4 separate regions of the Mus musculus genome follow, and all the other regions are linked to region 3. A link is a loop called in an ENCODE intact Hi-C map of the cell type or tissue named here. Cell type or tissue: heart. All regions are shown on one strand. Region 1 overlaps Cul3 (cullin 3). Region 2 overlaps Wdfy1 (WD repeat and FYVE domain containing 1). Region 3 holds the start of Cul3 (cullin 3). Region 4 holds the start of Fam124b (family with sequence similarity 124, member B).

Region 1 (2,500 bases), 54 kb after region 3:
AAAATTATATGCTAAAAAACATGAGTATCTTAAGACCTTATTGTATTTATCTAATTACTCTAAATCTCACATATCACCAATAAAATCTCTGTAGGCTTTTTAGATATCAGTTACTAATATAATAAATATTAGCAATATATATGATTCCAAACAAGATTTTTTCCTAACTTAAAGGTTACTAATTAGAAAATTAAATCTGAGTTAAGCAAGTAAAATTGTTTTAAAACATCACAGTGTCCCAAACCAATTAAATTCTAAAAGTGGGATCATATTAGATTAATAATGAATTGTAGCAATAACACTTAGTATTGACAAATGTAAGAACTGTAAGAATGGCCAGGCATCCTTCCTTAACCATCAACTGTTTTACAGAGGAAATATAGTGATACCCAACCTAAGTTTTTATTCTGATAATATGATTTTAAGAATAAATCAGTGTCAAGTTATTGTTAACTTGGAAGTTCAGTAATTCATTCATAAGAGCCATTAGATGTGCATTACTATAGAGCTTGATAATTTGCTCCCAAAAAGATGGAGTTGCTGCTTTCTTCCAAACTGGTTCATAGCCAGCTATTAGAAAGATCTTTGTGACTGCACAGGAGAGATAGGGTCATGCTTTATGAGTTTATAATCTTAGAAGCAGTGCTTATATTTAAATAATGCATTAGCTGGTTTTAATGCTAGTTTTTTTTTCATCTCCAAAATATGCTGTAGTTACATGCATATTACAGGTATACTTAATTAATAAAGATGCACAGTATTTATTATGAATGGAGATGGTCTTGCCGAGATTTTTGTTTAGTGTGTTAAAGTCTGTTCTTAGGAACTTGATTTTTTTTGCTAGGTAGAGAGTGCTGCTTTTTTTTTTTTTTTTTTTTGGTATATCATATTTTATTATATAATTCTTAGATATATTGATTAATGCTGCTATCAGGTTAAAATCTATTGAGATGACATTAGTAACTCTAAAACTAGTAAGGACAAAGCAGACAAGATTAATAGTTATTTAAAAGTTATTTTTCTCAAAATGTGTGTGTGTGTACTTTAAGCTGTAGAATGGAATATCAGAAAAATATCAGTAATGATGGTGTGTTCGGCAAAGGCTGTGAAAGTGAATCTTTCCAGTACGTTTAACATAATAATGAAAGAAGCTCCTCTCCTGACTAAGGTCAGATGCTTGAATTTGCAGTATATTAGCAGATCTTTAAAACACTGCTTAAAGATAATGTGTTAATTTTGTTTTACATAAATAAAAGCTTTAAAGACTAATTAGATTAAACAAATCCGTATAAGAAACTGCATGAAATGTGTCTTTAACTGTTAAACTACGTGGTATGATTCATTGTAAATGCTATAGAAACCCTGTTAGAATAGAAACACATTATTTTATTGTTTTTAAAAAATCTTAATTGCAGATGGAAAGCCAGAAATTTTTAGCAGAAAACAGTGCTTCAGTATATATAAAGAAAGTAGAAGCTAGGATTAATGAGGAAATAGAGCGGGTGATGCACTGCCTTGACAAATCCACAGAAGAGCCTATTGTGAAGGTGGTGGAGAGGGAACTCATTTCCAAGCACATGAAGACTATTGTAGAAATGGAAAATTCTGGGCTAGTACATATGCTGAAAAATGGAAAGACAGAAGGTAAGTGTTATCAATTAAAAGTAATTCTACCTGAGGAATGTCAGCTTTCAAAAAGCAATGTTGTAATAACTTATCCTAGTTAGCAGTGGGGTGGGGTTAAAGCTTTTCGTTGTATTATTCAAGAAACTGTTATATATCTAGTGTATTCGGTTACGTTTTCTTCCTGTTTTTCACATTTGTTTGCAGAAGAGTAAGTTCAGTGTTTAACCATAGGCCAGTGGGTTCCTTATGCACTCCTTCTGTACTTTCTTAAACACAAATGAATGTGAGTGCTTTCTAGTCCCACACATTCTTACAAGGCTGGAGCATTGTGTGCTTGTGTGTTTGTACCCTGTGTTCCATGTAAGAGAATTTAGAAAAACTAGCAGACAAGAAGTAGAGCAAAAACGTTAGCAATTTTTGAGATAATACATTTAACTATAGTAGCATTAATTTACCATGTTTATGTTTAGAAGTTATGAAATGATTGAGTGTTCTGTAAGAGATCTTGGTTTTTGGTGTTTTGCTTTGAAGCTTTCATTTTATATGACAGCGATGATGTTCTTTTTAGTAGCCATGATTTTTTTCCCTACTTCCTTGGTGAGATCTTAGCAGTATTCTAGCTGTGTACTAGCAGTAAAAGAAAACATACTGCCTATTTGTATGAGCTAGATGAGGAATGTAAAAAGTTTTTTGTTTTGTGTTTTTATGACAAGACATACAAGATACAGAAAGGCAGGTGTTAGAGAAATATGGGCAGGAAAGAGTTATCTATCCTCTTAGTCTCTAATGGAATCCTTGACTTTTTACTTAGTTATACTTTTAATTAAATATTTGGCAAGTGCTCAAATTTATTGTTTCTATTATTTTGAAAAAA
Region 2 (2,500 bases), 590 kb after region 3:
TACTCATTTTTTTTCATAAACCACACACAGCTTTATTCAGAACAGTTCCCTTTAAGATCAAAGTGAACTTGCAGCTGACTTTTTTGTATAGACCTTGGCCCAAAGGTCACCTCTCAGGGCAACTTCCTCTTCTTATCTCATTTTTTTTTCTTTGTTTGTTTGCCTGCCTGCAGGATCGTCAGTCACCTGAAAAGGCTTCTGGGGAAACCAGGGTGTCTCTCTCTCTCTCTCTCTCATACACACACACACACACACACATGCTTGAAGTCATTGTTGATGGGGAGCATTTGGGAGTACTAGGTTACAGTAGGTTTGTAGAAAATACCACTTGGACTGCCTTTCCTGGGTTACTTGGGTACCCTCAAAGGGCCTCCTTACTACGTTTCCTCCAGCATTTCCTACCTTGTGTGCTTGACTGATTTCCTCATACCTAAGGGGGAAGTTGTTTGAAGGTCTGGACTTTGAGGGGTACGGTTTTGTTTCATCCATCCTGCTCCCGCATCCTGAGTTTCTGAGTGTGGCCCATCTTTCGCTGTTCCCACAGATCTGGCCCCATGACATCCTTCCCTGTTAACACGCTTGTCTTTACTCACCGAGGGCTGGCCTCTTCCAGTGCTTAAACAGTGTGAAGCTTAAGCAGTGTGTGCAGTGCTGGTTTGATCGAATCACTAAACAAACCAATAAAGGACCAGAGAGCAGAACTTACCACTAACTGTGCTTACTTGGGTTAGTTTATTAATCATAGGTGTCCAGACAGCCCTGCCAGGCAGTGGGAGAGCTCAAGTTTTTTGTTGTTTGTTTGTTTGTTTGTTTTTAACCCTAAGAAAGAGTATTCTGTGGACCCATGCTGATCCCAGCCTGTCTAGATTATCCCTGACATCTGGAGTTTGAGATTTTCCTTAGCACAGGAGTCACACAAAATCATTTTAAAGATTACATCTGGACTGGTTTCTCCAGTCACACAGAGAACCCACAGGAGGCATCTCAACCACGTGTCCGTGGTTTCTTGGGGGTGGGGAATGCTGCTTGTTGGGGTGGTGAAGGTACCAGAGTCCCCAAGAGCCGTCTTCTCTGTATGGAGTCAGTAGGCTGTGAGGCTTGGTCCCCACAGACCCTTGAGCTCTTCCCTGTTCCTTCCTGTAGCACAAGCCAGTAAGTGCATTCTTCTTTCCCTCAGGCAGGCCAAGCCCCCTGAAAGCCAGGCCAGTTCCTAGACTTTTGGTTTCAAGATCCACTCAACAACCGTTCACTGTTTTGCCTCCCTGTTACCAAAGGAGACACTTTGTTCTCTAGCGGAAATGAAGAGGTCAGAGTTCTAGCAACTTGGTTGGAAGGAAATTGCTATTTATTTGATAAAGGCCGACTGAAGTGAGGATGATGTCACTCCCTCTTCCTGTCAGGCTAACATCTTAGTGTCCTCGAAACCATCTTAGGTGCCAGAGTTAAATATTTTTATCCGTATCCTCCAGAAGTACAGTCAGACTAGGACACGATTCCCTTTGTCATGGTGGCAGAAGTGTTTAGAGTGTCCCAAGTCTCAGAGTCCCAGCATCTCTACAAGAGGTCACAAAAATCAGCTTTGTACCCAATTACTGTTTATTCAGTGTTTAATACAAATTGGCACCTTGGACTAATTTTGTAGCAGATTGTATGTGCTGAAAATTGCTTTTTAATTAATTGGTTGAACACTACCTAGTTATCAGCCTAAAATTAGAAAATGATTAAATTGCTTTATACTGTTTGTCTTGGGAAGAAAATTGGTGAAAAGACACTAATTTTTGCTGTTGGAGGTGGGGTGTGCTTGACTTCAGCTTCTTCAGAAATACTTAAGTGGAGTATGACATTCATTGGAGATGACAGATGGGCACGTGCTCTTCAGGGTTATCATTCAGGTATCCTGTGTTCTGGAAAATATGTAACACACCCAAATGTATGTCCTTACGGGCACTGCTAAATTAAGAATCATACTGATTTTCCTAGATGTTTCCTGAGAGTCGGTGCCTTGAAGAAAAGAACTGTGCTTTGTGTCCGTCTTTGTCCTTACTCCAGGGTGGTTTCCAAGGAGGAGAGTTCATGGGCTTCGTGATTCCCTAATGTATAGTTTAACCTTGGTTGGATTAAGTCTTTGACAGCATCTGAGAAGACTGGAGGAAAGAAAAGTGAGCCCTCCTCTCTGATCCTCCGGTGTGCCTTTCTGTAGATCATAGTTGATCTCCTTTCTGTAGATCATAGTTGATCTCCTTTCTGTAGATCATGGTTGATCTCCTTTCTGTAGATCATGGTTGATCTCCTTTCTGTAGATCATGGTTGATCTCCTTTCTGTAGATCATGGTTGATCTCCTTTCTGTAGATCATGGTTGATCTCCTTTCTGTAGATCATGGTTGATCTCCTTTCTGTAGATCATGGTTGATCTCCTTTCTGTAGATCATGGTTGATCTCCTTTCTGTAGATCATGGTTGATCTCCTTTCTGTACATCATGGTTGATCTCCTTTCTGTAC
Region 3 (2,500 bases):
AAGCCAATGGCTTAAAATGTATATTGTAATAAGAAATAGAGCCATATGATAGGACAGCCAATAGAAAAAGGTTTTATATCCTGATAATTATGGAAATGGCAATCAATTAGCATACTAGTTATAAACAACTATGCATCACTCACTATATTCATCAGAGCCCTTCCTTGTTTTACTTAACCCATTCTTGATATTTTATTTTTAGCTTAACTCTCTAAGCTTAGTCATTACAAATAATTTAGGGTCAATTCAACCATAAATAAACAAGCTTTATCAAGTTTTCCCTTTTGGAGGGCGGGGGTGTGTGAAGGGTGTTCAAGACAGGGTTTCTCTGTGTAGCCCTGGCTGTCCTGGAACTCACTCTGTAGACCAGGCTGGCCTCGAACTCAGAAATCCACCTGCCTCTGCTTCCCAAATGCTGGGATTAAGGTCATGGGCCACCAATTTCAATTGTAGGTGCTAATCCCAACAACAGTTCACTCAAAATGGGAAGATCCAAAACTGGGAGAATCTCAGATTTCCCAGGGGCGTTGGAAACAGCAAATGAGCAAGTATGCAAGGTAGATGTAGGATTCATACTGAATTAGAAGCCAAAAGCAGTCGAATTGGACATTTCGACTATAGGATAAGAGTCCCCGAACAAATAGAAAAATGTCTCCAAACCTACAGCAAACTTAATTTCACAGTGCTTTTGGTTTTAATGATCTATACTGTTCTTGGAAATGGTCGTATGTTTAACACAATATTGTAGTATATTAGGCATTTGTTTTATTTCGGCACAAACAAAAACCGGGTTTTAACATTAGTGGGCTCTGGATCCTCCAGAAGGTATCAACTAATGAACAAACCCAGGAGCTTGTACAGTGTAAGAAGGCCGGGTTGATTCTGAGGCGCTGCAACACCTAGCTAAAAACAGGACACTGGTTTCGCAGTCTGCAGGTAACTCAAGCACAAACCCTGCTTTCAAGTTTCTGGCTGGGCTCAAGTACCCATCCCTAGGCCACGTGCCCTAGAAAAACACAGGAGCAGTTCTAGGACGTAGAACCTTCCTCCTCGCACCCCACGCCCTTTCCCAGGACTACCTACCTACTAGGGCCAAGCTCAGCCCCGCCAGCCCACAACACAACACTCCCCTCTCCCCCTTCCGGAAATTCCCCCGCCCACTACCCACGTGACCCACCACCTTCGCGCTCCACCAATCAGAAGCCACCTCAGCCTACTGGGGTCTCCGACGCTCCTCTTTTGAAAACGCAGCCTACGTCTCCTGCACCAGGCCCCGCCCCCCAGGGCGCTGACTACGCCCATTCCTTAATCCACCCCTCTCCCCCCTCCCCACCACGTTCAGACCCCACTTCTCCCTGCGCCCTCCCTTCCCGGGCTTCGCCCCACCCCGCCCCCGACCGCGCGCCCGCCCCGATCTCGCGAGATCTGACGTGCCCGCCGCGGCCTCCCGCCTCCCCTCCCGTCCTCCCGCCCCCTCCCCCATCTCTCCACTCTCCGCTCTCCTCCCTCCCTCCTCCCCCCTCCACCCTCTGGGCCGGATCTCGTCTCGCTGAGGCGGAGGAGGAGAAGGAGGAGGAGGACGTTCGGCCTGCGCAGTGAGATGTTTGTCCGTCGCCGCCGCCGCCGCCATCGCGGAGGAGCGCGATAAAGGGAGCCGAGCCCGGCGCGAGGGGAAGCCCGCGGAGCCGCCGCGCCAGCGCAGCCCCCGGCCGAGCCCGAGCCGCCCGAGCCCGAGCCGCCGCCCCCGCCGCCGCGGCCGCCCAGGGGCCGGCCCGCCGCCCAGCCCAGCCCGGGGGCCGCGCCGCCGCCCCCCGCCGAGCCCCGCGGCTGCCCTCCCGCCTTCAATGTGACACCGGCGCCTCCGAGTGCGAGCCGCAGCCGCCGCCGCCGTCAGCGCCGCCGCCGGGGAGGGGCCGAGCACCATGTCGAATCTGAGCAAAGGCACGGGCAGCCGGAAGGACACCAAGATGCGGATCCGGGCCTTTCCGGTGAGTCGGTCCTCGGCGCCCGGGACCGGGAGCCGCGGCCCGGAGCCGCACGCGAGGCCGGGGCTGAACTCCGCCAACAGGCCGCAGCCGGCCTCCCCTCCCCCCACGGCCGCCGCCGGTGGCGGAGCGCGAGGCTTCCCGGCAACGGGGCGGCGCGGGGCCGGGTCGGCCACCTCCGGGGCCGTTCCCCGCGCCCCGGCCGCCCCGGGGCCTCCTTCGCTCGGGCCTCGGGGGCCGCGGCCCTGAGGGGATGCGCGCTGTGGCCGCCGCACCCGTCGCGTGGGGCGTGTGTGTAACTTTTAGCGTGCGGTTTCCAGAAGGAGCCGGCTCGGCTTTTACGGCGGTGGGGAGGACTGTCCACCTCTGCTCGACTCCGTAGTCAGGGGCGGTCTTGCCATCCCACTGCCCCACTCACTGACAGAGATGCTAGAAATGCCCACTGGCAAAACACTAGGAGCATAGTATTTATAGCATCCTTGATCCTGCAAAGCTTCCTAAGCGCTTGACCCACT
Region 4 (2,500 bases), 130 kb after region 3:
GTGTATTAAAGTTAGAGGAAGTTGGTTTTGAACTAATTAGAAAGTCACAACATATTCTGTAGCATTCATAGCTTCTTTTAAATCAAACTCACATTTAGAAATCGATGCATATCCGGGCCCAGCAACAGCACAACTATCAGAATAGCATTTTTTTCTTTGTTGTTTGTGGCAATAGAGATTTGATATATAGCCTAGAGTGCCTTCTACAGGGCCCAACCAGCCTTGAACTCACAATGATCCCCCTGTCTCAGCCTCCTGAATCCTGGGATTATAGGTATTTGCAACTAGGCTTGACTATTAAAGAATTTAGGAACAGATTAGGTGATTACATCAACGGTGGGGTATCCTTCTATTTAAGGTTCTACAGCCTGTATCCACAGGTGAGTGTGTCAACAGGAAGTTGACATGGCAGCTTTTCCTCATCATAAGAGAAAAGAAATCGTGGCTGGCCTTCTCAGCTCCAGAGAGGTAGCATTGGATATCTTGGGTTCAAAGACCTCAGCCACTTCACTGTGTGAGTTTGGCAAAGTTACTTAATTTTTTTTTTTTTCTTTCTATGCCTCAGTTTCTTGTCAGCAACTGGGGAATAATTACCCTCTTCTTTGTAGGCTTGTTGGCTAATTAAATCAATTCATAGGATGTTTAATGGCAGTTTACTCTAAATTCAACCAGGCATTTTTTTCAGTGAGGCCAACACTATTTAGACAAAATATCTCTTCTTTGTGACTTAGTATAAAATTATCAGAAGCAAGTAGCTGGCATGCAGATAAGACTGGGGAGTTGTTTTAAAGAACACATTCTATTCAGGTGGCCTGGCAGGCCACTGTAAACATCAGGATATTTAAGTAGGAAGTCAGAGCCCATTGTGGTCCACCAAATGGATGTCTAGTCAGTGTAACAGAGCCACAGATTGCTATCAGCACAACAGAGCCGCCTCCTGTTCCTTTCGGCCGATCATTTCCTCTATTGAGTTGAATGTAAGAACCACCCACTGGGCGTGGGTCTCAGCATTATAGGTTTTTAGGTCAAACCAAAACCCTGGGGAATGCCCGAGAAAGCCAAGCAAATAGTTACATCTGCTCAGACCGGATGACATAGAGCGACTCTGTTGTGTGTAGCCGACTCCACACTTGAGTGACATTCCCCGCTGGAGCACTGGAGGAAGCCAGGAGCATGTGTGATCTGGTGAAGAACTTGGTTCAGAAGTTGCTAAAGATTTTATAGAGGCTGAGGGCTCTGCGTGAGGCCTTGGTTCTTCCTAAAAGGCTGAGCTGTGGGCCCTGTCGGGTGGCCTTCATCATAATCTTCACATAGCCTGCCATGGATGAGATACAGGAACCTCTAGCCTTGACTGTGCATCTTCTTGCCGACACTGGGAACGGTTTGCTTCTGCAGCAGGCTCTGGACCAACTACTAGAATGTATCTGCCCAGAGGTGCGTCTCTTCCTGGTGTCTGAACGTGCCAGGCCAGTGAACTACCATGAAAAGTACCACCCGCGGAGGGCCCGCTTCCCAGGAATGTCTGTTTTGCTCTTCCTTCAGGAAAGCCTGGGACAAGAACGGTTGTTTCGAGTCTTGGACTTCCTACGGCGTTCACCCTGGCAGGGTTTCCCTACCCAGCATGCACAGGGGAGGTCTTGTTCTTATCTCCCTGCCAATCAGGAATTCTACAGTCTGCACAACCAGATGCCAGTGTGGGGCATGAGGCCAGTGAATTGTGGCACTGATATCCTCAGGGTGACTCTGTACTGCAGTTTTGATAACTATGAAGATGCCATCAGACTCTATGAGATGCTTCTACAGAGAGACGCCACTGTGCAAAAGAGCGACTTCTGTTTCTTTGTCCTCTATGCCACCGAGGGCTTCAGCCTGCAGCTCTCTCTGAAGCAGCTGCCCCTGGGAATGTCAGTAGACCCCAAGGAGTCTTCTGTGCTGCAGTTCAGGGTTCAAGAGATTGGGCAGCTGGTGCCTCTTCTACCCAATCCGTGTGTTCCCATCAGCAGCGCGAGGTGGCAGACTCAGGACTATGATGGCAATAAGATTCTGCTGCAGGTATTTCATTTCGTTCATTTCTGGGGTGTACCAGGTTTAGTAGGGTCAGATCCAGGATCCTGGGAGCTCAAACAAGCTAGACTTGGCCGTCCATCTACAGCAGGCCAATTAAAATGACGAATAGTAGAGGAAGACAGAGAAAGAATTCAAAGTGGCTACATTGAACAAGTGAAATCACCCTCCTGTCGCCACTCCCCTCCCCCATGAAGTTTAAGTTTAAATAGAGGGCAAGAAATATGCCTAAGCAGTCCTGGTCAGGGTGTGGTCCCAACCATAATCCATCCATTGTCTCAGCCCCAGCTTCTCCTGCAGGACAGCCAGGCAAGTTTGTCAAGACCGAGTCAAATCTCTGGGAGTCACCCCCTACCCCACCCCCACCCCCCACCCCCTAGCTGGCCTCAGGGTCCCAGCTTTACCATCTGGGCAACATGAGATTCCTGAGGAAATT

Evidence for each region. Peaks named below come from ENCODE experiments on the same cell type or tissue, not always from the same donor. Only the 100,000 strongest peaks of a DNase experiment are listed, where the experiment ranks them.
Region 1: a loop joins it to region 3, with 2.8 times the contacts of the local background. A loop is called at or near these places in 6 of 42 quality-filtered maps.
Region 2: it touches region 3 in a loop (2.2-fold over the local background); 2 of 42 quality-filtered maps call a loop at or near these places.
Region 4: it touches region 3 in a loop (2.2-fold over the local background); 2 of 42 quality-filtered maps call a loop at or near these places.

Annotation. Positions count from the first base shown.
Region 1 is chr1:80,286,043-80,288,542 of GRCm38, reverse strand. Cul3 (cullin 3) reads left to right here. Exons shown (of 16, transcript NM_016716.5): 6 at 1,416-1,644. Among named protein-coding and RNA genes, the nearest start is that of Gm34098, 51 kb to the right of the region's middle. In heart, no CTCF peak of the experiment used is centred here; no DNase peak of the experiment used is centred here.
Region 2 is chr1:79,750,128-79,752,627 of GRCm38, reverse strand. The region is part of intron 1 of Wdfy1 (WD repeat and FYVE domain containing 1); the gene reads left to right. Among named protein-coding and RNA genes, the nearest start is that of Wdfy1, 10 kb to the left of the region's middle. In heart, no CTCF peak of the experiment used is centred here; a DNase peak (open chromatin) is centred at 1,167; H3K27ac peaks cover 310 bases.
Region 3 is chr1:80,339,734-80,342,233 of GRCm38, reverse strand. It overlaps Cul3 (cullin 3), which reads left to right and starts at 1,544. Exons shown (of 16, transcript NM_016716.5): 1 at 1,544-1,988. The coding sequence starts at 1,923. Gm39667 (a long non-coding RNA gene) reads right to left here and starts at 1,321. Exons shown (of 2, transcript XR_865570.2): 1 at 1,084-1,321; 2 at 1-1,006. In heart, no CTCF peak of the experiment used is centred here; DNase peaks (open chromatin) are centred at 1,173 and 1,533; H3K4me3 peaks cover 2,015 bases; H3K27ac peaks cover 1,885 bases.
Region 4 is chr1:80,212,485-80,214,984 of GRCm38, reverse strand. Fam124b (family with sequence similarity 124, member B) reads left to right here and starts at 1,041. Exons shown (of 2, transcript NM_173425.3): 1 at 1,041-2,052. The coding sequence starts at 1,321. The region is part of intron 1 of 2310015K22Rik (a long non-coding RNA gene); the gene reads right to left. The region is part of intron 2 of LOC108167342 (a long non-coding RNA gene); the gene reads left to right. In heart, no CTCF peak of the experiment used is centred here; a DNase peak (open chromatin) is centred at 954.